7 separate regions of the Homo sapiens genome follow, and all the other regions are linked to region 4. The links are chromatin contacts, found by Hi-C or POLR2A ChIA-PET in ENCODE. All regions are on one chromosome and are shown on one strand. Each heading gives the region's core, a stretch centred on a gene start or an enhancer-like site at or near the end of the contact. The rest is flanking DNA. Distances are from core to core; before and after follow the strand shown.

What was found. A loop is a pair of places that touch in the nucleus more often than their neighbours do. ChIA-PET counts read pairs that join two places held with the same protein, here RNA polymerase II (POLR2A). Pooled maps may share reads with other maps.
Region 1: a map of endothelial cell of umbilical vein shows a loop between it and region 4 (11-fold over the local background). The contact joins the enhancer-like site here to the promoter of SCDAL in region 4. A Hi-C loop is called at or near these places in 1 of 168 maps with a recorded cell type or tissue (endothelial cell of umbilical vein), 1 of 37 single-sample maps with no recorded cell type and 7 of 50 pooled maps.
Region 2: a map of gastrocnemius medialis shows a loop between it and region 4 (2.5-fold over the local background). The contact joins the enhancer-like site here to the promoter of SCDAL in region 4. A Hi-C loop is called at or near these places in 4 of 168 maps with a recorded cell type or tissue (endothelial cell of umbilical vein, gastrocnemius medialis, heart right ventricle and 1 more) and 6 of 50 pooled maps. POLR2A ChIA-PET finds 5 or more read pairs at or near these places in 1 of 52 experiments (HEK293).
Region 3: a map of posterior vena cava shows a loop between it and region 4 (2.1-fold over the local background). The contact joins the enhancer-like site here to the promoter of SCDAL in region 4. A Hi-C loop is called at or near these places in 1 of 168 maps with a recorded cell type or tissue (posterior vena cava), 3 of 37 single-sample maps with no recorded cell type and 2 of 50 pooled maps.
Region 5: a loop to region 4 is called in a map of ovary, with 7 times the contacts of the local background. The contact joins the enhancer-like site here to the promoter of SCDAL in region 4. A Hi-C loop is called at or near these places in 10 of 168 maps with a recorded cell type or tissue (adrenal gland, aorta, endothelial cell of umbilical vein and 4 more) and 10 of 50 pooled maps. POLR2A ChIA-PET finds 5 or more read pairs at or near these places in 3 of 52 experiments (AG04449, Caco-2 and HEK293).
Region 6: a pooled map shows a loop between it and region 4 (3-fold over the local background). The contact joins the enhancer-like site here to the promoter of SCDAL in region 4. A Hi-C loop is called at or near these places in 2 of 37 single-sample maps with no recorded cell type and 3 of 50 pooled maps. POLR2A ChIA-PET finds 5 or more read pairs at or near these places in 1 of 52 experiments (BJ).
Region 7: a map of endothelial cell of umbilical vein shows a loop between it and region 4 (4-fold over the local background). The contact joins the enhancer-like site here to the promoter of SCDAL in region 4. A Hi-C loop is called at or near these places in 4 of 168 maps with a recorded cell type or tissue (ascending aorta, endothelial cell of umbilical vein, mammary epithelial cell and 1 more) and 6 of 50 pooled maps. POLR2A ChIA-PET finds 5 or more read pairs at or near these places in 4 of 52 experiments (BJ, HEK293, IMR-90 and 1 more).

The regions. Positions count from the first base shown.
Region 1 is chr15:95,363,629-95,367,485 of GRCh38, forward strand. No RefSeq gene overlaps it. Among named protein-coding and RNA genes, the nearest start is that of LETR1, 38 kb to the left of the region's middle. Within about 2 kb of position 2,203, at least 3 of the 41 ENCODE cell types and tissues checked have a DNase peak (open chromatin) inside an H3K27ac peak, as active enhancers do; they include endothelial cell of umbilical vein, where a contact is called at or near this core.
Region 2 is chr15:95,439,102-95,442,670 of GRCh38, forward strand. The region is part of intron 1 of LINC00924 (long intergenic non-protein coding RNA 924); the gene reads left to right. Among named protein-coding and RNA genes, the nearest start is that of LINC00924, 7.8 kb to the left of the region's middle. Within about 2 kb of position 1,870, at least 2 of the 41 ENCODE cell types and tissues checked have a DNase peak (open chromatin) inside an H3K27ac peak, as active enhancers do; they include heart right ventricle, where a contact is called at or near this core.
Region 3 is chr15:95,619,232-95,622,674 of GRCh38, forward strand. No RefSeq gene overlaps it. Among named protein-coding and RNA genes, the nearest start is that of LINC00924, 190 kb to the left of the region's middle. Within about 2 kb of position 1,845, at least 2 of the 41 ENCODE cell types and tissues checked have a DNase peak (open chromatin) inside an H3K27ac peak, as active enhancers do.
Region 4 is chr15:96,341,514-96,345,035 of GRCh38, forward strand. SCDAL (stem cell derived angiogenic lncRNA) reads left to right here and starts at 1,384. Exons shown (of 2, transcript NR_198964.1): 1 at 1,384-1,485; 2 at 3,052-3,522. RefSeq lists enhancers at 1-367, 368-887.
Region 5 is chr15:95,463,292-95,466,679 of GRCh38, forward strand. All of the region lies in intron 3 of LINC00924 (long intergenic non-protein coding RNA 924), which reads left to right. It overlaps LOC105370993 (a long non-coding RNA gene), which reads right to left. Exons shown (of 3, transcript NR_188326.1): 2 at 1,429-1,518; 3 at 296-1,095. Among named protein-coding and RNA genes, the nearest start is that of LINC00924, 32 kb to the left of the region's middle. Within about 2 kb of position 1,425, at least 5 of the 41 ENCODE cell types and tissues checked have a DNase peak (open chromatin) inside an H3K27ac peak, as active enhancers do; they include endothelial cell of umbilical vein and ovary, where a contact is called at or near this core.
Region 6 is chr15:95,667,279-95,671,028 of GRCh38, forward strand. No RefSeq gene overlaps it. Among named protein-coding and RNA genes, the nearest start is that of LINC00924, 240 kb to the left of the region's middle. Within about 2 kb of position 2,078, at least 5 of the 41 ENCODE cell types and tissues checked have a DNase peak (open chromatin) inside an H3K27ac peak, as active enhancers do.
Region 7 is chr15:95,556,325-95,559,976 of GRCh38, forward strand. No RefSeq gene overlaps it. Among named protein-coding and RNA genes, the nearest start is that of LINC00924, 130 kb to the left of the region's middle. RefSeq lists an enhancer at 1,276-1,570. Within about 2 kb of position 1,372, at least 9 of the 41 ENCODE cell types and tissues checked have a DNase peak (open chromatin) inside an H3K27ac peak, as active enhancers do; they include ascending aorta, endothelial cell of umbilical vein and mammary epithelial cell, where a contact is called at or near this core.

The DNA.
Region 1 (3,857 bases), core at 953-3,452, 980 kb before region 4:
TTAACTTTTGCCACCTTTTTTTTTTTTTTTGGTTAGTGGGCTGGGGTGAAAAGGAGGAGAGGAGAAGAGCGAGCTAATGGTTATTCTCAGACAGTCCTGGTGCTTCTTCTACAAATTTAGCGTGGAGGCCTTTGAGCTAATTACATTCTGTATATCTGAGCCAACTCAGAGAGCTTCACGCTGACACTCGGATACATCTGGGCCTGATAACAATTGCAAATGCTCGGGGCACACTTTAAAAAAGATCTTATGTTACAACATGAAACAACATGTTTTACAGTACTCAGAATGGTCAGATAAATAAAACAGCTCCAAGTTCAGAGCTTTGTGGGGGGAAATGTATTTTGTAACATTTCATTTAGAGCAGAAAAATTTCCCCACTGACAAGGGAACATTTGACCCTAACATAATGTTAAGTTCTACCCACAGCTGTTTGAGGTAATGGGCAATAGAAGACTCTGGGCTGCCTTTAATGATGTTGGCTATAAGATTACAATCATTTCCCATTCAGAGGGACAGTTTTGGACATTTTGGTCCGAGTTGAAAGTATGGAGGAGAATTTATAAAAAGCTACCTCTGCACATACCTCCAAGGAGAGAGAGTAGGAATGAAAACACTGCTCATTTCTAGGCCATATTCAGCATAAATGCCAGAAAGATCATGTTAGTTTATTTGGGAACTGTCTTTGGGGGCAGATTTGATGTGTTGATCACAGCCAGGTGACTTCTGAAATCATCATTCATGCTTTGGGGGGGATGTTGGACAGAGGAGGCAGAAAGGGAAAACAACTCCCAGAGCCAAAGTTTTGCATAAGATGGTAACAATTGTCAGTTTCCACCTGGCAATAAAACTCCCCAGCAAGCCCTTCTGCTAATACACGCTATATGGCAGTAACCGTCTTTCTTTCTCCTATGGAGAGTTGTAAAGTCATAAAGTAGATGAGTATTACTGATTTTAACCTGACATATTTCCCTGTTCCTTGAATTTGCACCTTAAAAAAAGTGTAGCCTTGACACATTAGTATTGAACACTCTTGCCCTCTTGTTGAGTACGCAGTAGCTTAAAAAAAATACTCATTTTCTTCATTCCATGCCCCTACTCCTTCCATTTTTCTTTAAAAATTGCCTGTAGTCACCACAGCTTTGTTATGGAGGGGAAAAAGTAACTTGAGCTATACCATTTGTAGAGCACTTTGGCGTTTACTCTTTAGTGTATATTCTCTTTCTTAAATTTAAAAACATATTAAAAGGGAGGTGTTTAGCTCCCATTTGGCAGATGGGACAACTGAGGCTGAGCTTGACATAGCGCGTTTTCCCAAATTCTGCAGCAGTAAGTAGCAGTAGAGCGCAAACTAATGTCCACGTGTAACTGGCATCAATACCCAAATAAAGTGCCTTTATTTATTATAGCACCTGACAATTACATAGCAACTTCAATTTTTCGGAAGTGCTTTTCTTTTTTTCCCTACATCATTTTCTTTAAAAAATAAGTTCAGTAGAACCCAGCCACATTTTAAAGTTGCCCAGAATTCAGAAGCACAGAGAAGTGATTAAACTTATTAACAAAGATACAGTCAACTAATATGAACGTGATATTCCTTTTAGATATCTATGAACACGTGTTCTCTTAATGATTATATGCCATATCTCTCCATGTATTATCTCAAGGAAGAAAATAAACATGGATTTTCATGAATGTAATTAATGTGTTCCGAGACAACACTTCACGTTTTACTGAATTCCCTATGTACTCAGTTCTAAGGTCATCTCTCCAGAAGACAAAATAGCCCTTTTTGTTAAGTTGTCTGGAGGTTTGGTTTGTTTGTTTATTTGTGTGTTTGGGGGCGGGGGGTACATCAGTTTCTCTAGAAAGCTGGCTCCTGCGTTCTCAGGGGTTATAAAAATGGGAATCATTTTTATTGGCAATCCACTGGAATAGTGCTGAGACAAATGGAAACTTGAAGATAAGGATCCTCTGAGGTGAGAACATACAGCTGTTGGGAATTGCTAGAGAATCTGACCAATAAAGGAAGTCACTATTTTTCCAGGCCTGAAGTGAGTTATAGGGCGAGACGGGTGTTGTATATTTATGTAAGGCAGCAGCAGGGAGTTTAAGCGGCTGTATATTGCTGAAAGAGCATCATTCACATTCAGGCAGAGACAAAAGGTGGAAATGAAGTAACATCCTGGCTGAAGAAGGCCTCACGACAGAATAATAACATTTCAGAGAGGGGGGCCGTGTGCGAGGCTGTGGGTAGGCCTCAAAATGAGGAAATGATCAAGATGCCTTGTCAGGCCTTCAGAAAACAGTTACACACACACACACACACACGCTCACACACACACACACACACACACAGGCACTCAGGATTAAGGCCTGGCCAAGCGTCCTTGGGAAGGAAAGTCATTTATCTTTCACAGAAACGCGTACACAATTACCCGCAACCTTCATCAGTACAGTCAGCAAGATAGGTTAGCCAAAACTACTAGAAAAAATATATATCAATACACATATTACAGTTACACTTCCATTTGGTATTTATTATTATCATGTACTCTAGCCTCACTGCATCAGTGTGGATACTAATTCAGGACAATATTTGAAGGACTAAAGTGGTTCTGGCTGCTCAAAAGACTCAAAGGAAGGGGGTAGGCTGGGGGGAAGAGACTGTCTTATCTCCTGTGTTTATTTATTGTGTCCTTTTGTTTAGAGGAAGTAGCGAGAAGAAAGGGGTCATGAAATTACACGCCTCTAATGACAAATGGTGAGAGGAGAGACAATCCACTTCAGAAAAATGATCAAAAGAGGAGGAAAGAAAGAATTTTAACATTCAAAAAATATATGTAGCTAGTCCGTGAGGCTCTTCTAAAACGCTGCACTTCTGTTTGGTAGAAATAGTTTAGGGTGCACCCAAATGCTAATGAAGATGTTATCAAATTTTTAAATGGTAGATTGCGTTGAATATTTCAGAAACTTTAGTCATTTAGAAAAAGCCTAATGTAGATAGAGTAAGAATCTTCTGTCACACAGGAAGCTCTTAGTTAATACTAAATTAGGGTGGTTATTAAAACACAGGATGGCACAGAACTGGGATGAAAATAGATATATTTTATCCTTAAAGTTTATTTGTCTTTGAAAGCAATATGACAATTATGAAAATTTTAAGTAAAATTAAAAGACGTCTTTGAAAATGTTTGTGGGCCGTGGACTAGATTTGTGAATTTTCTGTATTAGGACCAAGTACGATGAGATGTCAGAGTGAATTTATACTAGACAAACCATTCACTTACAACCTCATGAGTATCTTGCTTAAGTTTTTAGGGAATAGTAGAATCACAAAACGAATACACTTGTTTCTCTGTTTTTCATTTATTTTTTCTTCTGCAGCTACACAGCTAAATATTAAACAACTACGAAAAAACAAAGCAAAAAAGAATGCTGAGCTGAAATCATTTAATTTCCTTCATTGACCCTTCCTTAACATTGTGACAACTCAATGTTTCAGTCACACCAGAGGGGTTTACACATTCAACTCCAACATTATCAGAACATGGTATTTAGGAGGCTTTTCAATAGCCAAAGGCTAGGAAGACTAAGAATGAACACAGGGCTCTTCATCTTTCTAGAATATGAGCAATTCACAAATGGGAACAGTTCATACTGCATTCGCAGGTGAACTTACCCGGCACGGAGCTGAAGCCAAAGATTTCTAGGAATGACAGCTTCAGCACATCCGTGAAATGATCCTACTTGCCAATTTCCTATTTTTCCACAGGGGACATCTGAAGGGCTGGGGTTGTGCAAATTCATTTCTGGCTTCTGAAGCATCAGGTAATGGCTACTGCCAGAGGCAGGAT
Region 2 (3,569 bases), core at 620-3,119, 900 kb before region 4:
TGAGACAGACAAGCTGTCTACTCTTGCTCAGCTTTCTGTAAAAACAGGAAAACTGCCTTGTGGAAAGGTGAGTGTCCCCCTCTCCAGGAAGCCCTCTGTCTGCATGCCACCCTCCTTCATTTTGCCACACCCTGAGCTGCTTTTCTCCTGAGCTCCTCCACTTGTGTGTATTTCTCATTAAGACCCTCTCTCTCCCTCTCTCTCCCTCTCTCTCCCTCTCTCTCCCTCTCTCTCCTTCTCTCACTCTGCCTCCTTTTCTTTTTTTTTTTTCCTTTTTTATATTCCTCCACCCCCCCACTCTTTCTGTCAGTCTTGTCCGTTTCTATACCATTTCCATGGTAAGGTGTTCCCTGTCTCCTGTCCAGCCTGCGCTGGTCTGGCCACCTCCCTCTGCTCACTCACGGTCTCTTGCTAGTAGTGGTCTAAGGATGATGATCTAATTTAGAATTCTATGCTTTAGAAAAGAAACAGGATCGCTGGGTGTGGTGGTGCACACCTGCAGTCCCAGCTACTCAGGAAGCTGAGGCATGAGAATCACTTGAACCTGGGAAGCAGAGGCTGCAGTGAGCCAAGATCACACTGCTGCACTCCAGCCTGGGTGACAGAGCAAGATTCTGTCTCAAAAAAAAAAAAAAAAAAACGAGAAAGAAAATTAAAAAAAAAAAAGAAACGGTAAGAAAAGAGTACAATTTTTTTTCTCTCCCAGCACATCATAATTATAGCAAGTTATTTCTGTTAATCAGCTCACAGAACACAAACAAGTGGTTCAGGAGAGGCAAGGTGCGTTTGGCCATGAAAGGCCAGGGTTCACAAGGTATCCAGAGAGGGCTTTGTCAGGTCACACCATCAGACACATAACAGGGCAATTTCTCTTTCTTAGCCTTAACCCTCAGCTGGGAGTTAGTGTAGGGAAGGCCTTGCTCTTCACAAACACTCCAGGATAAGGCGATAAGAAGATTACAAGTAAAGCCTCTCTTTAGCTATTCCACATCTCCTGTCAGACAGAGCAAGTTAAATTACAGTGCAGGCCACAAATGCATTGATCATCCACTAGGCTTGTACTACCCAGGATTTTAAAGATCCATGCCAAGGATAAGTGACGTCATCCAGCAAAGTTTATTTTAGCAAGGAGGGTAAGCCAAGTGCAAGGAGGTGAGGTTCTGGGAGACGGCCCTAACTCTCCAATGCTGAGTTCAATTCATATGTAATCTTCATCAGTGAATATTTCCTTACAGCCCATGAGAGGTGTTGAGAGAACACATGGATGATACAGCCTGTGCTCTGAAATGACTTACATATGTCTCTCTCAGCCTCCAGCCCCTCCCTCATCTTATAAATCCAGTCTCAAAACACAGAATACATCCCTAAAAATGGCATATTTCCTACTTAGAATTACTTTGTAAGTGTTCATGATGAAGCATGGCCTAAGTCATATGAAATTTTAGATCCTCTATTCTTTATGCATAAAATGTAAAGTTTCTCTGTTCGGACACAATGTTCTCTTATAATAAGCTTCAGTTATCCCCTTTCAGCCCATAAAACACATCGTGTACTTTAACAAAGATATAAAATTCTTTAAATGATTTTGATAGTCCATTCATACAAAGAAGATAGGCCTTTTTGAGGCTATAACAAGAAAAAAAAAGATAAATCATTAGAAACACTTAAAAATTCTGTACATGACTCTCTTCTTTATTAAAAAGACCCATTGTAAATTGGAAAGTTCCGAAGTCTTTGTGGTGAGGGAGAATGAATTATAATGACATCACTGGGTCGTGAACTAGGCCCACTGGCTACTTTCCAGAATGAAATTGACTAGGAGAGATCAGATGAGCCCATTCGTAGCACAAGACATCTGGGAGGCAGCCAGGGAATCGAGGTTCAAGCCCCCTATTTAGGACACACTTCCTCTTCCTCTTCATCATCAAATACGATCGTGATTTCCCAGGCAAGGCAGCTAGCATAGCAATGCATTTCAATTCATATTCTAAAGAACACCCAAAAAGTTCTTTGTACTCATTCCTCAGTGAAAGACCTCATGAAAAATATTAACATGTCAACATCTGGCTGACACCTTTGGTACATTTTCATCATGTTGCTGATGGGAAGCATTTTGCCTTCAAATAAGCATAATTTGCCAGTCTTTTCCATCTCCTTTTTTGTCTCTCTCCCAGAGTAATAAATGGTGTCTGAAGCCCAAGAGAAACTCATTTCTGTTAACAGATCATTTGTAAACCTTTAAGGGCAGCTAGTGAGAAAGGGGCATTTTTTTTCTTCTGTCTTAACTTTCCTGGTTGTCTTTCTAAATGCAAAATGACACCTCATTCAACGCTTTCTGGTGTCATCTTAATCTCCCTTATTTTACACTTTCTACCTTTTTGATATTTGCTATAGACTGCATGGAGGCTTTTTACCTAATACTGTAATACCTATTATCTGAGGCATTTAGGTATATAGGCTCTTGCCAGCTAAGAATAATGCAGATCAATTGGATGTCAGCAGCCCAATAAAGTCAGATAGTTTATATATATATATATATATATATATTTTTTTTTCAGGGCGGAAAAAAAAGCTATTTCCCCACCTGACCTTACAGCCAGCACATTTCAATATTAATATATTTTATGCATGCATATGATAACGTTTTACTTTCCTTATGGTTCTGTGGGGAAGTCTCACTTCCCTCTGCAGAGGATTATTACCTATTCTGAGGGATTATGATTATAGATACTTACTAAGACAAGAATAATTGACCATAAAAAACCTTTTATATTCCCACAATTATTTTTGCATTGACTAAAAGTGTCAAGAAAATCTGATTTTATTAGCAGGCCTCTAATTTTGCCTTCATTTAATTTTTTATCTGGCTTTCTCCCCCCAATATGTTTTTAGTCTGAGATATCTGGCAGTTGTACAAAAGAACAATTTGTTACAGAACCTTTACCGAATGGAAGTTCTATAATCCAAGCATAACATGAAGCATCAAATAAAATAAAAATGTATGAGATCAGTAAAGGGGGCATGCTCCAAGGTAAGGAACCGATCTAGAGCCTAGAAAAAAAGAAGTTTAAATCAAAATGTGACTGCTCGGCTATGAAGTAAGTCTGTGGAACAAAGGGTCAAATGCAGTTTTGACCTTTCATTCCCCTCCACCCACCAATAGGTCAGATCCCGTCAGCACTGAGCCTATTTCCAGTAAGGAGCAAGAAGCAGAGCTATGTGTATTAAGAAGCAGTGTGGAAAACTCTAGAGGACACTTGAGGGGAAGAAGGAGAAAATACACTTGGTCTTCCGGAAGTAGGGATGGAGTGGGCAGAAGAAGTAGAAGTGACACGGTACCCATTTGACCCTTGAAAACAAAACCAGCTCTGGTAACCTCATTTGCTTCTTTCCCCGCCTCTGTCCCTCAAATATTAGAAACAAGACAAATCCAAGATCACAAATGGATATTGTGGTTAAAGGCATGACTGCAACTGGAAAGAACTCAGGCTAAAACAAGGAGGAAAAGTGTTCCACTTCTACTACTAATTGATAGAGGATTGTTGGCAACTCCCTTCTGGCACCAACAT
Region 3 (3,443 bases), core at 595-3,094, 720 kb before region 4:
TTTCCCCTATGAGACTCCCAGGGAGAAACACCTGTCTGAAATTAGTACCAATAATAGTTGAAAATCGCCAAAGCTACTGGTGATTACTTATTTCATGGATGCTATAAACTATGTATCTGAAAATATTTCTCTTCACTTTGGCTTCTAGGAAGCTGAAAGCTAACTCTTAAATCTGCCCAGAGGATCAGTAAATACATTGTGGCCAATCTTATTGGTATCACTTTTTCACTATACTTTTTTTTCAAGTTAATTTTAATTCATTCACTTATATTATTTTAAGTATACCTTAAGGCAGACTCAATACTGTTCCAAAGACAACAAAAAAGGTAGGAAGGGAAAAGGAGAATAGGCGATAGTAACTTCAGAACGGTGATGTGCGTGAGAGTATGGTGTCAGTTGTAGACTGTTGTGCAAAAATAATATATTTACACTATTAGTAGTAGAAGTCATATCTAATAATGGTGTTAATACTATTATCAGCATTAGTATCCCTATTTTGGTAAGACAGTGATGAGTGGCAGGAAAGAGAAGAAGAGAACTGGCATTAAACCAAACTTGGTGCTAGCTGCTGAAGGCAGGCAATGGCATCCATTCCTCAAGAACGACCCATGAGAGGAGGGTGTTCACATGCTCACTGTATAACTGAGGAAACGGAGGCTGGTGGAGCAAGCTGGTGGAGGACCAGCATTAGTGGTGCTCAGGACGCACTGCTAATGCTGAGGCTGGTGTTGCTGTCCAGGTCTATCTGCTTCCGTCTTTGCGTTCTTTATAGCACCCTGTGGACAATGAGGCCAACATTCAGCCCTGTTTGTTTGCATACCTCATTTGTCTCAGAAAATATTTAAGAGGGTAGCACCTGTTACTTATTTTACGCTTAAAGCTTCGGAAAAGATTCCCTTCCTTGCAGAAGTCTTTCCTGGTTCAGTCACTTCCCTTCCATGTTCTCCCACTGTCACCACACACATCACGGTGTGTTCTTACCTTGAGTGCCCACTGGCTGGGAGCCTCCCAAGGACAGGATGGCAGTCCTGTCCAGCACTGTATTTGTGGGACCCTAGCAGACTACCTGGCTGATGGCTAGTGCTACTCAATAAATGTTAAATAAATGAGTGAGTGGCGACTGGAAAGTCTGAGGCTGCCAAGGGGTGTGTGTCTCACAATTTCTTCTTTGTGTCATCTCTTCCATTGCAGATGAAGAGCCATCTTCTTTCTTTTTATGGCTAGACCACCCACCTTCCCATTGACCGACTGTTATGTTGTCTGCCTCTTTAAATATCTTGTTACTTTCCCACCAACATTTTCAACCTCTCACCCCTTTACACTAGGTCCTCTACCAGTGACGAAGTATTCCTGAGTATCTTGTGTCCAGTTGTCCCTCACCCTAGCTGATCATCCAAACTACCTGGAGACATGTTGAAATCTGAGCCTCACCTTGGATTACTAAATTGGGATTTCCAGGATTAGGCCTAGGTATTAGTCTTTTTTTAAAAAAAAAAAAAAAAAAAAAAGCAAAACAAACCCCACCAACAATCCTTTACTCCCATAAATAAACCTCCTTTGTGGATGTAGAATCAGTGCTCGACAGCAATAGCTCACTCCAGATAACACTACTCATGTTCTGTTTTGAATAATTTTCTCTTGCTATTATTTCCTTCCAGATTGAAGCTTGAAGACAGTTTTTCTTTTTCACATAAACAGTGAGTTTATCATCTGGTCCCATCTCATTCTTCTGAATGTGCATAGACAAAGGTGTCTAAAAAGGTAGAATGCTGAATACTTTCTCAACTGGCAAGCTGAGAGAAAGGGAAACAGGCAGAAAGGGAGACAGGACAAAGCGGAAGGGCTCATGCTACACAGATGAGCACATTTATGCCCCATATTTCCCAACCTCTTCAGGGAAGGTTGAAGTATGAGATTCTTGCCAATAGTGAGTAAAAATAACAGTTTCACTTTCAGTTGGAGGTTTATAAGCAAGGGTGTGAGTTCTCCATACCCATCCTTCTCCCACCACAGAGGCCTTGAAAGATGTGTGTCCCAGAAGCTATATAACCAGGTATAAGCCACATGAGTCCCTCAATCCTCCTGGAGAAGTGTTCCACCCTGGAGAGCTGCTTCTCTTCCAGAGGACTTTGAACAAGAAAGAAACTATCTTTCATGTGATAGGCCACTGAGAGCTGGAAGTTTATTACCACAGTACAGCCTTTCCTATTCTGATTAATACAGAAATTGGAAACAGAAGTGAGAATTACTCACAACAAAAACTAAGAATAATTGCCATTGGCTGAGCAGTGGGGCAAGAAGGTGAGAAAATGAATATCATATTTGGGAAATATTAAAATATGGAGCTGCTTGTCATGCAATGCTCAATGTATTATACATTTCAAAACTGCTTAAAGAGTGGATTTTAAGTGTTCTCAACACAAAAGATAAGTGAAGTGATTGATATGTTAATTTGCTTGATTTAATAATTTCTAAATGTACGCATATATCAAAATATCACATCATACCTTAAAATGTATACAATTATTGTCAGTTAAAAATAAAATAATACAAAAGAAGTAACTTTAAACATTTCAAAACATATGTATAGAAAGCCTGTTACCCATGTTCATTTGGGAGACGGATGCTACCTATTGAAATAGGAGAAGACTTTGGAAAACAATATTTAGCTGCTCTTAATTGAATTTGGCAAGATATTATAAGAATGAGATGAGCTCAAGAGAAAAACAATGCCAGTTTGAAGGCAGCAATGCAAAGGAATAGGGTGATTTCAGATATTCCAGGCCCTATAAGGTTGGAGAATATGAGGACTTGTGGAGATGAGGTTAACAACACTTGGAGGGACAAGTGCTAGGTGAACATTTCATTTGATAAAAAAACTTCCAGGGCAAAGATCAAATTAGGTGTATGGAACCCTCTTCGTTGATTAAAGTACCTGATGGCAAAAGTCATACTATAGTTATGTCCTCCTCTGTGAAATCAAAAGGCCACCAAGTAGCCACCATAGAGTAGAAAGAGGAAGGCCTAGGAGAGAGGCACATGAACAGGAAAAGAAATAAAACTGTGAAGATGCTTTGGAGAAAACCTTGGGTAAGATTTGGGCACAAAAAACAGTGGAGGCAGGCTGGGCATGGTGGCTCATGCCTGTAATCCCAGCACTTTGGTAGGCCAAAACAGGTGGATCACCTGAGGTCAGGAGTTCAAAACTAGCCTGGCCAACATGGTGAAACTCCATCTCTACTAAAAATACAAAATTAGCTGGGCATGGTGGTACATGCCTGTAATCTCAGCTACTTGGGAGGCGGAGGCAGAAGAATCACTTGAACCTGGGAGGCAGAGATTGCAGTGAGCTGAGATCGTGCCATTGCACTCCAGCCTGGGTGACAAGAGCGAAACTCTGTCTAAGAAAAGAAAAAAGAAAGCAGTGAAGGCACCATTGGGTA
Region 4 (3,522 bases), core at 134-2,633:
TTGATTTCCTGTCCCCTCTCCTTCCAAGAACCAAATTAGAAAAATAAAAAGTCTGTATCCGCAAATGATCTTAAATGTTTGAATGGTATAGGGGGATGGGAAGAGGACGGTCTTTACAGACCTCGGTCAGTTCTCGCGCTCATTAATGCAGGGGCTGCGCCGGGGTTTGCGCGGGCCCGAGCGGAGCTGGGGCGCGGTGGGGAGGGCGGAATGCGAACCCCGCTGGACTTGGGCAGAACTTGCTGCTTTTGCACGCCCAAGTTGTGGGAAAGGAGGCTTTCCGGGCGGAGGGTTGATTGGGGGGTGGGAGGGTCTAGCAGGGGCTGAGGGCCGGTTCCAGGCGGGTGGTCGCAGACCCTAGAAATGTGTGAGCCCGCGTGGACTGTGCCCCTGGCAGGAGAGCGACTGCAGCGGAGGACCCTCTTTCTCTAATAGGTTTGAGAGTGGGCAAGGGCGGCCGTGGGACAGACCTGGCCTCCTAGAGAGGGTCTTCTGAGGGCCTCTGCAGAGATAGTGGATCCGGGCCCAGGCTCCCTTCTCGGGCGGATGGGATATCGCCCCGCCACGTCCAGCTCCATCCCCAGCCCCGGCCTGGACAACCCTCTCCCTCAGCCGCCTGGGATACTCTCTGAATTCCAGGCCTCGTCAAGATTTATTGAAGTTGGGCTTAAAAAACGTGCTTCAGATGATTTTTCCCATTTTCTCAGATTTCAAAGGCTCCCTGCAGTGCGGCTGCCTAATTAATGGTGAAATTCAACTAAATCTAATTATGCAGTAATTTTAAAGCAGTTAGTGCTGGGCGTTGGTTTGTAATAGGACCTCAGTTTTTTAAAGTTTGCTTACTGTGTTGGTTTAGGGGAAAGCTATTTTTTGTATGGTAAAGAAAGACCGGGAAGTAGTACTACTGGAGGAACCAGAGGGCTAAGAACCGCTCCCCACCCCACCTCTATCTCCATCCCCAATTCTATCTCGTTTTCCTTCTGTTTTTTCTATCCCAAGCACACGGTAAAAAGCTGAGCAAGGTGCTAACCCAACAAGGAGACCCTATTTCATAGCCAAAGGGGAAAGAGAGAATCTTTCATACAGAGACACAAAGGGCTTGGTATCTGTCCTGGAGGCCTCTGTAAATGCCCCCAAACCCGGGAAGGGATTCTCATCTCCTCTAATAGAGAACAGATTTCCTCCTCTTAACATCCATTGTCATTAAGGCGCAAAGCTGACTCTTGGAGTTGTAAATCTTATCGTCCTTCTGATAACACACTTGTAATAAGTTAGCGTCCTATTCAAAGTGAATTGTAAAACTGCCTCATTTAATATGGCATCTGTGTCATTAAAACTTTTATTTTTCTCCCCCTCGTGTCTTGCAGGTTTGGCCTTGGGGCTAGCGCTGAAGTCTCTGCCTATGGGGCCTCTGGGGTAGGGCTGAGGGGAAGAAAGGTGTGAAAGACGGGCTGCCTGGATTCAGCCTCTGGATCTTAGACCGGGGTGAGAGACCCGAGGCAGAATGGGCCTGGGGGGTGGTGTCCCTCTATCCCATCTCCCCCGGAGCGGCCCCCTCGAAATGACGTTCCTTGAAAGAAACATGCTTGTGATTAGCTAAGCAAACACATCTGCTTTCGGAGTTGGGCCTTCGTTAATTAGCTGAACAAAGGGCCGTTTTGCTTTTTACCTTTTGCTGGGGAGAGTGTGTTATTTCAGGAGTGTTGCGGGCCCTCCTCTTTTCAATTGCAGCCACGACGTTAATTTTATTGGGATTACTGATGGGAAATGAGGTGGCGCAGGCTTCCGAGAGGAAAAGCTTGATCATTACCCCCTTTGGAACTATATTTTTCCACCCAACCTCCTGCTTGAGAGGAGGGGGTGGGGGGCGAACTGCGCTGCAAGTTCGGAGCAATTGGAATCAGGCTCGCGGTGCGCTGATCTCGGGTGACAGAGCGTGTGTTGAAGCTGAACTCTATAATTTGCGCTTCTGTTCCTTTATTAGGCCTGGACAACGAACTAATGAGCTTTGGCCCAGTACAATGTCACTTGTATTTATTTTCTTATGGCAACTTTGAGATAGCGGAAGTGTTCTTTACCAAGAGCCAGGGAGGGCCCGGAGTCCTGCCGGCTGCTGTCCCGGCCCGGGTCGGTGGCTGCGTCCCGGGGGAGCGAGGGCGCGGTGAGAGCGCGCGCAGAGCCGGCAAAGCTCGGGGACTGGGCTTCTAGGCGAAGCTAATGGGGCCCTCAGGAAGGCGTTAGGCCCTTTGGAGGCCCAGGCATCCCTACAGGAGCAGCTCCCTGAGGATGAGGTCGGGGGGCGCGGGGCAAGTCCAGGGCAAGTTCCCAGGCACGAGATGATGGAAGGCGCGAAAGTGGCATGGCTTCCTCCTGGCGCAGAGCAGGGGGTCCTTCCGCAAAGACTGCCAGGCCAAGGAACCCTCTGAGCAAGCAGATGTACTCCGCCCGGTGGCCTGGGCGTCTGCTTTCTGCTGCAGGAACCTGGCCCAGCTCTGTTGCTCTCTGGGTTGGGGGTGAGGTGGGGTGAAGAGGATGCTTTAAAGGAGTTCTTGGGGTCCTCGGCATGCGGGGACTCCCTCCCTTCTCTTTCTGGTTTGGCCACTCCAAAGGGTCGAAGTTGGAGAGGCCTGGAATAAAGTGAAGAAGCAGTGGGGGTTGGAGGGACAGAAGGGTCGGCGGAGGCAGTGCGGCGTCCCTTGTTCCCTGGCAGAGAGAATACGAGCCCACCACGGGGGGATTGTGGGTGGGGGGCAAGGGAAGGGAAGCCCCAGGAACTGCGAGGGGAGCGAGTACTTCTCTCCGCAGCCTGTCACTTTCCGAGGCTCCCGCCAGGCAGCCCTCGTTAATAACGCCTAGACACCGTGCCCCTGCCCGCCCCATCTCTCCTTGCCTCTCCTCACTTCATCTCTCTGCCTTACCACCCCCTCCCCACCTTTTCCTTCCTTCCTGCAAATGGGTGTTAACGTGGGTCTTTATGTTCTGTCTATAACTAGGATGTAATCACGCACCCCATGCCTCTCTCTAAAAGCATTTCATAAATGTCTATTAAAGCGCTACGAATGTAAGATGAATTTAGTGGCGCGGCTGCCTCCCTGAATCCGAACGGTAATGATGGATTTATCAACGGGGATTCGCCTTCAGCCCAGCGAGGGAGGTTTACTCAGCAAATATGTCGGCGAGCACCCACCCAAATGCAATCATTTGACCCCCTGCGGACGATAGCTGCCGTGCCCCTTCCCACCGCTGGTCCTGCTTGGCCAGGGTCGCTGGGGGCCAGAGGCCGGCCCGGATGACCAGAGAGGTGGCCTCACGGATCCCTTGGCCTCTCGCCCCCTCCTCTGTTTCCTCCTCTCAGCTTGAGGCTCTCCTGGCAAGGGGGATCGATCTGGCGTGTAGGTTTGGTGGGGAGGGAGAGGGTGGTGGCGGTGCCAGAGCACAAGATGAAGTGTGGGCTGTCTTGGCGTTGCCAGGAGACATCAGTGGGTGCCATCGTGCCCTTCTTAGTTTGGAAGGGGCACAATT
Region 5 (3,388 bases), core at 175-2,674, 880 kb before region 4:
TTGAGATTTTGGTGAGATGATGTCAATCATGCTAGTTCGGCAAGAATATCCCCATTTCATGGACAAAGTAACCCAATTTCAGAGGAGGAAAAGCTAGGATTTCCATACTGGTCCATGACATGGAGCCTGCAACATTATCACATGGCCTCTGTCCCCATATTCCCGTGTTCTGAAGGAAAAGCTGCCCAGTTAATGAGTAATTGTGCCATGCATGGCTTGAATGGCTGTGTTTTTTATAACAATGATACTCAAACTTGAGGTCCATGGATTTTATAAAATCACAGAAACAACTAACTTCACTTGAAGGGTATGTACTTCTATTTTTTATTTTCTACACAAGTGAATTCCTGATTAGACATTTTATTGAGACAGAAATGAGTGTATATAAAGGAAGAAATTCTAAAATATTTGTTCATTAAGCCCAGTGACTTGAAAATAACCTCAAGATCAATTAAAATATAGGAAGTAGAGGGAGCCATAAGTTGTGGTATGAGTTTAAAAGACCACATCACAGAAAAGAAAAAGATTTTTTTTAAAGTATCAACAATAGAAATTGTTCTAGAAGTTTATGCGCAGGAAAATTGGGAAGCCCATGCTTCCCAATTTTCTTTGTGTTTTAAAAAGCCATGCATACAGCTCTTGCTCTTTGATTTTCCCAAAATGAATCTGGAAGCCTCGAATTAGCATTAAATGGAATAATTTGTAAGTGCCCCCTCCCCTCAGACACTTACCCTTTCTTTTATTGTCTAGAATTTTGTTGGAGGTATCCTTGGACTCCAACAGGCAAGTCTAACTTGCTTTTCTAGTGTCATACCCAAAATACCAATTAAGTTGAATAGGGAAATGAATATACTTATAAATTTTTGACAGCCACTGACGGCGATAAGGCAGTCCTTGGCCATAACTTGAAATCAGTTATCAGGGGATACCAGAGGAACAGAAAGTTGTTTTTGCCAAGCCCTTGCAGCCTCCTTTCCTCACATTGGCCAGATGGCCTGGAGGTGGCACTTGCAGCTGCTTCTGGAAGGAACCTGCTGCAAACACACAGGCATCCTTGACACTGCCACCGCACTTGCATTCCAAAGGGAAGAAGTCCTGTTTGGAAAAGAAAAAAAAAAAAAAAATCAAATGGCTACCTCTTGCCCCAACCTCGCTGTCCCCTACCCCTATGTTCTGTCCAAAAGAAAAATCCCTCAGCCGCAATGGTTGTTTTTATTAAATTCTCCTCAATAAAAAGCTCAGGCAGGATTTATTAGGTACTCAGGGCGGACGTTTAGTATTTCGCCAGTTATTAAGTGAAAATCAATAGAAAGCAAAGAAAATGGAAGTCACTGCACTGTTAGCGCACTGTTGTCGCCCAGATATTATGTCGGCTGTCTTGTAGATTCATGACAGACGAAAGAGGCCGGGAGAGAACTTTCTGCTTACATTGCACGAGCCAAAGTGGGGTTATTCATTAGAGCAGGCAGCCGGCCAGATGGATTTCCAGTTCAGTTTTACCATTTATCTTTAAAACGCCTGTATCGAGTGAGAAAGAACACTGATATTATGTGATATCAATGGCAGGTTTATGTATCTAAATCAGGATTTATTGTTATTTTGTTCCAAAGACCTTTTTTTCTCAAGAAATACCATTTCACTGGAAGAAAATAATAGCTAAAACCTTGTCAAAGATAACCTTTCATGCTGTCCGTGCAGCACTAGCTGTAAAACAAATAGAACCCAGGATATAAATAGTTTTAACCACATCCTTACAAATCATTTCTTCTGAATCTGTTTTCCCCATTTCAATATATATATATTTTTAATGCCACATACATGATTTTGGGTCATTCAATGTTTTCTTTGCCTGTAGTTTAGCTCTAAATAATGTCAGCAATTATTTTAATTCCATCTAAAAGCTTTAGCTGTTTTGTGTTCTTCTGTGGAATGCCACATTTCTCAAAAGCGTTCTTTGGAAAAAGCAAAGAGATCTGCTGTTTTTTTTTTCTTCCCTGCCTTAGAATGAGCTTTAGAGTCAAAAACACCCATCATCTTTTTTCAACTACTTCAGGGTCTTCAAAAGCTAGGACATGTTTTCTTTTCACTTGAATTCACATTTTTGGTAGCGTCCGGGTTTTCCGATTCCCTCTCATCTAAAGGACAGATTACAGGAGACCTGGGCAGATCCAATCTCCAGTCAATCCTGCTAAGTAACAAAGGTGGCCAAATACCAGGATGAACCATTGTATCCACTTTATAAACAGCTCTCAAGAAAATACAGTCAATATATTTGTAAAATGTCATTAGTGACACTTTGTGATTAGGAGAAAAATTATACCTGGGTTTTGACTGAAGCGGTTGCCAATAAAGAAATGTGAATGTATTTTTAAGCTACCTTATTTTTACTTTTTCTATCCTTTGGGTTTGGGAAAAGAGAAGATACATTTAGGTTTATATGGATCAATATTAGATAGTAGCCAGACAAGGTTATTTAAAGACCAATATACATTTATGCATTTCTTTTCTTTTTTTTTTTTTTGAGACAGAGTCTCGCTCCTTTGCCCAGGCTGGAGTGCAGTGGTGTGATCTCAGCTCACTGCAACCTCTGCCTCCTGGGTTCAAGCGATTCTCCTGCCTCAGCCTCCCGAGTAGCTGGGACTACAGGCGCCCGCCACCACGCCCAGCTAATTTTTTGCATTTTTAGTACAGACGGAGTTTCACTGTGTTAGCCAGGATAGTCTCGATCTCCTGACCTCGTGATCTGCCTGCCTCAGCCTCCCAAAGTACTGGGATTATAGGCGTGAGCCACCGCATCTGGCCAATATGCACTATTAAGTGTCACCGACTTAGAAAAATTATCTAAAAACCAACTGAAAGCTTTTTGCTACCATTGGACAAAAGTGCTATTATATTGAAAAGTAAGAAAATAAAAGTAAAAGATAGATTATAAAATAGTTGTTCCTTAATAGTCTTCTTTATCTAACTAACTAAATTCCTCAAACATATTGAAGAGCTCAATTATACCAGGAATCCCTTCTTGTAGTTTTCTATTTAGCAGTTTTTCGCTTTTTAAAACTGCATTGACAATCCAAAGGGAACTTTCCTTTAGGATGGCGCCCTCCAATAAAACACAGAAAGTTCTTTATAATTCTCACTTTTTAAGAAAAACTATTCTAAAACCCTGTATAAATTTTGCATGTGTGTTTGGACCTGTTGATCAGGAGGCAATAGAGAATAGTGGTTAAGAAAATGGGCTCTGAAATTAGATTACATAAGTTCAAATCACAGTCTGTCACTCCCTGGCAGTATGATTTGGGGAAATTATTATAGCACTATGCCTCAGCTTTCTCATCTGCATAAAAAAGACAATAACCTTATAGATTTCTTGCCAAGAATACAGGGGTCA
Region 6 (3,750 bases), core at 828-3,327, 670 kb before region 4:
GCCAAAATTTTGTTTCTGTGCAATTTCAAATATATCTTCAACTTTAAAAGTAGATGATTTTGTAAATGCTACATTTTTCACGTTATGGTACTGCCAAAGAGTCAAAATCTGAAGAATCCTCGTTTTACAAACAGGGATAAACAACTAGATTTGGAAGTGTTGCTAGAAGCCTGAACTGTAGCTTGTGAATTGTTCCAATGTTATTTTTACAAGTGATATGTTTATTTTTGTGATCAGTTAGAGATTTTGTCTATGATTCCCAGCTGAGAATCCCAAGTACTTCCTCAATTCCCAAGAAATGGAGAACACCTGGAAAAGGATTCTTCACATGAAAAATACAAACTCCCCACCCCCCCCACCGCCACACACACACACACACACACACACACACACACACACACACACACGAACAAGATACATGAGAACGGCCGCTCCATTCTCAGTTCAAAAACAAACAAAAATAAATATCAAATAGAAAAAAAAAATGTGTCTGATTATCCTTCACCTTGAGTCTTTGGTTTAAAGCAAGCAGATAAAGAAATAAACATTCCCCAAAAGCAGCCCTCACCCCATGCCATTAGGATCTCCAAAGTAAATAAAAAGTGGTACTGCCGAGAGTGAATTGCTGTGGCAATTCCAGGGAGAATCCTGATTTTAGCACCACTGTACCAAATTTGTCATTTAGGGAAGCTCTTGTTCCCTTTATTGAGTTTCACTGTAGCGAACAATTTCTGCCTGCATCCCTCGTGTGTCCTTTTGGTTTATTATCTTTCACTGTGAATTGAGCCTCTACAATCAGTTTCACGGGAAGCCTAATTTCACTCACTGCTTATACATATGAGGAGACACCCCTCCCTGCCTCCCCCTCTCCCAATGTTCTTATCAAATGAAGAATTGTGGATAAGGGTTAGGTGCAGATAAACATGAGTGTAGCACTTTCAGAAAGGTCGTGATCCCCCCCATAAGGTGCTTCTTGTTATGCCTGACCTTCAGATTTTCATCATCAGCCCGCCTGACAACTTAATAATGCAGAGGAGCAGGATTCATTTCGCCCCTCTGAGAAAGCCAGCACGGGACGCCCTTTTCCCTGATTATTTCCCTGCACTCCCGGCTGCCCTTTATAAGCCAACCAGAACTCCATCAATCATGCCCCTCTCTTCCCTCGCCTCCTCAGCCCCCAGTTCTGAAGACTCTAAAGCTGCCCTGTTCCTTTTGTCTGGGGCTGGATTGTGTATACAAAGATCCCCAAAATGGGGGTGGAGAGGCACACCTTTAGCAAATAACTGCTCCCCTTCCCAATCCCTGCATCTGGGTCTGAGGATGGTGCATTTCTTTTTCTTTTTTTCTGCTTGTTTAAAGAAATGCTTTTAAAGTTCTCATCCTTATTCGTGGGTAGCGTTGTCATGCACCATCTCTCTTAACGAGCTCCTGTAAATGCTGGGGTTTAAATAACCTGAATGTGAGTTAGAGGTTTTTTAGTCTTTTTTGGACCCGTTTCTTCGTTATGGTGAATATTGTTATTATTAGTGGTTTAGCATTCTAGAAGCAGCTAAAGGCAATGAAGCCTGTTTCACATCTTCTTCCTCAGCCCTTTTCTCCTTTGGAGTATGAGGAAAGAGGGAGAGAGAGGACAGAAAAACAGAGACAGGGATGAAAGCATACAGACAGAGGATAGGGAGGGAGAAGACTCAGGCTTGTGGGAGTAATCAGGCATTTATTTCACCTTGGTCAGAATAAAAGCGACATGCAAAAGTTTTGAGGGAAAAACATGAGTGCTTTTAGAAGGTGATGATATAGATTGGAATTGGATTCTAATAGCTGTAATCAACCTGTTCTATAAAATATGCTTGGACTTCACTCTGTACCTTGCAAGTGTTTTCCTGCAAATAACGAAGAGGTTTTAGGGTACAATATAGACAGGGTGCCACCTAAGGTGTCCGTGTGTGCCTTTCTCCAGGTCCAGGTCCGTGGCCTCCAGCAGCTGCCTTTCTGTCTTGAAAAAGGATACCATCTTCCCGAGGCTAGCAACTCAGCTGGCTGAGGGAACATGAGCCCAGCCAGCTAGTAGACTTGCATCCCAGGTTGCTGGGTGAGCAGGATGGAAACCTGTGCCCAATCGGATTGGATAGCAGGTCAGGCCAGCACACATGAGGCTACTGCCCTGATGTTGTTTGTTTTGTTAGGTTTTTAAGAAAAAGAAAGGAAAAGACTACGCTGTGGAAAATACAGTAGATTCACTTGATTGCCAAACAGTTGTTAAACAAATAAAACAGATCTCAAATCATCTTCGACAATAACAAAGCCAAGAGGTAAGGGCAGAAAATACATCACATAATGTTTAATCAAAGACATACGTGTATCCTTTACTTCGCAGCACAAATTCAAAACCTTTTGTTAAAATAGAAAACAAGTTACTCAGTTTCATTTTCATTCTCATTGTTTTGTTTCATTCTCAGTGACTGGCCAGCAGCAGCCTCAAGGTACAGGATCTCTAAGTAAACACAAGAGATAACGGACACATATTTATTAAGGGCCTAGTACATTCCTAGTTTTTAGTGAGATGCCATGATGTTCAGAGCCTGATATTAACTGGAAACTTGTAACATAGATGTGTGGGGAAATAGAAATCAAGATTTCTGATGTTAACATCTTATTGTAAATACCTATTTCCAGAAATGAATAGAATTAGTTAGGAACACCAGACTTAAACTTGGCTTCCAAGGATTCATTGTGCATGCATGTCCCTGAGGTTGCATTTATTTATTTACAAATTTTAGAATAAAGAAGTCACTGTACTTATAATGTGGATTGTTCTGGAAGATCAGAGATGAAAACCAGTACTTTATTTTGGTACTCTGGGAGATTAGAGACATAGGAATGATGAGTAATGATTTGCATTTTCCATGAGTATATAGTAGTTTTTAGGCTAGGGTAGACTTTTCATCTGAGAAGATCCCTCCTGAAGAAGCAAGTTGAAAGAATATAACAAATTTATCTTGACATTTCTTGAATTTGATGCTTGCCAGACAACCAGGTAGAGATATCAGTGGATGGACAGTTGTATACATGAGTTGTGGGTGAGATCAAGACTAAACAGATTTGTTGAAACTATGAGAAAGGATAGAAAAGTGTGCATAATGAGAAGAGACAGTAAGAGGGAACCCCAAAAAACACTAAGATGAAATGATTGCTGGAAGAAAGAAGCCTATGTATGAAGTAGAGAAAGGTTAAGAAGCCTAAAATAAAATTGCTTTGTTTATGTGTTTATTTGTTTCTTTAATATTCCTTTCACCAACCCCAACATGGAGGTTCCTTCAGGGCAAGGACTTTACCAATCTTGCTCACAGGTGTACCTGGAATATAATAGAAAGCCAAATAAATATTTATTTACAAATAAAAAGGAGTGGATAGATAAAAGGAAAACAGAGAGAGTGTAGTACCCTTTCCTATTCAACAGGAATATGGAAGTAAACCCTAACAAAGGAGAATATTAAAAATGCAGTATAGCAGAGAGAAGTCGTAATTCAAGGACAGGAAAAACATAAAGTAGACTTACCAATTAGGAGGTCATTGGTGATTGGCTAAGAGATCTTTTGACACAACATTGGGAGCAGAAACTGGATTGCTAAACACTGAACAAGGAAAGAAGGTGATAAATCTGGGCTGCTGAATGTAGAATTTATTTTCAAGGAGTGTTTAGATAACAAGAGCTTAGGCTGGGCGCGGTGGCTCTCGCCTGTAATCCTAGCA
Region 7 (3,652 bases), core at 122-2,621, 790 kb before region 4:
TCTTTAAATACCAAAAGCACAAATAACTTCACAGATATCTCTTATTACATATGTCTATCGATGTTGCAACAGAATTGCTCAGAATTTCAACCATTTGTAGGTTTTTTTTTTTAGCTAGCCTGGGAGCCTATGTGCATTTAAGCATTTTCTAAGGAATTCTCTGTTCTAGATTTCAAAGATGCTAATATATTCTTTTAGCATTCCCTAAATTTTCAACAATAAACTCACAGCTTTGCAGATTCTCATTCTGGTTCTTGGAGAGAATGTACGTCTTTACATATTTGCAGATTCATGTGTGAAACTTCAGATGAGCTTTCGGGAGCCTTGTGTTAATTAAAAAAGGGAAATCAATGGGCCTGTGAATCCACCTTTTCCTGGGGTTAAAATCCAAGAAGAAATTAAGACCAAGCTAAACAGAAAAACTACATGGGTGGGAGAAATATTTACCATGTATACACAACTCTCTCTCAAGCACACATAAAATACATTATTTTTTTATTGAAGAAAAAAGATATTAAAAAATCCAGTGACTGATTTTGCTTCTTGAACCAAATCAAATATTTTTTTGTCCGAGCTCTCATAACTGCAGTCTGCAGAGGTCACGGCCTCAACTTTCTCCTTCAGATGGTCTGCGAGTGGAATGTCCTTACCATTAAGGCTCCTTTTGTTTTCCTTGGGAGGGTTTTGCTTACACTGGCAAGCGGCTGAGACGAACCAAGGTTCTCTAGACTCTGTTTATTAGGTTTTTATCTTCTTATCAGAGTCTTCCTTCTTAAATCATGTCAGCATTTTACCACTCTTCAGGGATTCCTGGTGTTTTATTGTCTATGAACTGCTTGGGGGGTGGTCAGGGAGGGAGCTCGCCTAACAAATATAACATTTATAGAATAGTAGAACCAGAGAGGACGCCGCGCTCACTTATTATTCCCACACTCACCCGACGTTTCCTCTCCCCCTGCGGGTGAGGAGCCCCCGGGAAGCCCCTTGCCAGCTCAGCCCACGCTTATTTGTCAACGAAGTGACATGGCTTCTCTGTGGACAACCTGCTTTTCAGTTATTTTGAGTGGCTCTTTAAGCCCATATGTACTTGCTTAAGCCATTTTCAATCATCCAAAGAGACCATCGGGTGAGTGGGCGATTGCTTTGAACTTGAGAACATTATTGGGTTTCATTCGCAGATGTAATCTGGATGTAGGGGGTCCGTTTCTATACCTGCTTTTCCTACCACATCGGATTCAGACTTTAAAATAGCCTCATGCCAAAGTGTCCAAACTTCGTAGTCTAAGCACAAGGTTCGGAGGGAAGGTGAGAAAAATTGCCTAGCTTTAGCTAAGGCAGGGTTTTTATGGGGCAGTGGAGGGAGGTGGCCAGAAACCAGGAAGACAAGAGGAATGCTCACTGCTGGGAAAGTGAGTCATCTCTTTTCCCTTTCATTGCTACCCACATGACTCATCATAGTATTATATTTTTAACCATAGGCTGATTATGTCTAGTCACATGTGTTTAAAACAAGTTCTAAAAATAAGGTTAATTAGGAAAAAAACACCTTGTCAGAAAAAAAAAATCCACATCTTTTCATTGAGGTCATAAAGTGACTTTATTGTTATTAATACATATTGGTTTCAAAAGTGGTAAAAACCGTAAGACAATGGCAATAAAACAACTCCTAAAGAGGCATGAGGTTCTAAGGCAGTAGATTATGCTGATATGTGAATTCTTATAGATATAAATTAATTCTATGTATTAGGTTGGTGCAAAAGTAATTGTGGCTTCTGCCATAAGCTCATATAAGATGAGAGTTTGATCTACAAGGGGGGATTATAGTTATTAAAGAGCATTAAACTGCTTTCTAATGTTCATCTATCCTTTCAAAAAATATTTATTGAGTGCTTACCTGTGTGAGGCATTGTTTATCTTGGAATCCCCAGTCTACAGGGACATGGCAATAACTGCCTGGTGTACACACTGGTCTATGTACTCTTGTCTTAGTGCATTGTCCCGGAGAATATACAATTCTCTTTCTAGTGATGAGTAACTGTTTACTCCTACTCTTTGTTAAGACCTCAGGGTATGTATGTTCAGTATTCCATGGTAAGGAAGTCTGAATTCGATGGAGGATCACATGGGTTTCTTTTTTATTTTTTTCCCTCTAATGAATCTTGAATGACATTTCTTTTTCTTTAAGAGCATTTTCCCTACTTATTAAAGCAATAAGTTCTTGTGGAAAAGTGCTTAACATAACAGTTTCACGGCCAGCTTTCCCTTCCAGCTGATAACATCGCAGAGAAAGACGAACACAAGGCTTGGAAATTTGGGACTAAATGCTAACATGATTTTTTAGATAAAAATGAATAGTAATAAAAGAAGTTTGAAATTTTATCATGAAGACTTAAGTGCATTTTTCAAGTGAGTTTCTACTTAGCTTTTTTTTCCCCCTCAATTCCCTTATCGCTGCAACTCAAATTTGAGGGACTTATCGTCTTCACTAATCCATCACTTGAGCTTCATTTTCATGATTTTCTGTGACTTGAGTACTCCAACTATTTAGGGTTCCCCATACTGCCTCAGCATCAACATAATTTCACCTTCATAATTGATTGATTGTACCTTTCACAGAGAAAAATATGAATAAAGGCCTGGATTTTACTAGAATGTAAAAGATAATTGCTAATATAATAAAACACTTGGTAGGACTACTGCTCTCATGAAGTTTAACCTTCCAAGGCTTTCTAAACTTAGTAAAATTATATTAGTCATCTCCTTGTTGTTACTATTATAATAATTTCTTAAAGATACGATGGTTGACTCAGGGTTATTCATTTTTTCATCATTCATTCAGCTAGCATTTATTTATTAGCTGCTGTCTTCCAGACTTAGTGTCAGGTATTAAAAGGAAGAAGAACTAAACGTAATACTTATTTTTGTTATGAGCTCCTACTTGAGTTTCTTAAAGTTTGATTAGCATGTAAAGAAATATTTACAATACAGTAGATAAGAGCTATATGGCATCACAATGGGGAGAGCCATGGATATTTCGAAGACCCAGTCAAGTGGAAAGTTAGGTTCCAAAGAAAAAGTAGGAATTTAGGGGAGGAGTTCATATTTCAGGCAGAGAAGTGTTAGGCTTGGGCATAAGGAAAAGAATGTGCAGGAATTGCCCTGGGGAAGGCACAATTTCCCAGTAGCTGGCAGGTATTGGAGGAAGTGATTGAGGGGATATTAAGGGTTAGGATACCGTTTAGTAATGAAGGTCCCCTGTGCCCTGCAAGGAGATTTGTGAGGTTCACCCCATCCCTCTGCATCCACCCCAGTGAAATCAATTTTCAGACTCTATGTGGTCAATTAGCCTTATTAATTACAAACATTTTACTACTTTTTGAGTTTAGCCAGGCACATGATCACATCCATTTTATCTGTTACTATTTTGTTAAGCCATTGCTTTTTATCTAGGTTATAAGAATAAGACAGTGAAAACTACCCTTCTATAATACAACCAAGTGCAGCAGTCCCCGTTTATCCACAATTTTGTTTTCCGCAGTTTCACTTACCTGTGGTCAATGGGGGTCTGAAAATAGGACATCACTACCTGTGTGCTTTGGGGCCATTATTAAGTCAAAGAAAGGTTAATTGAACACAAGCACGGCAACAACAG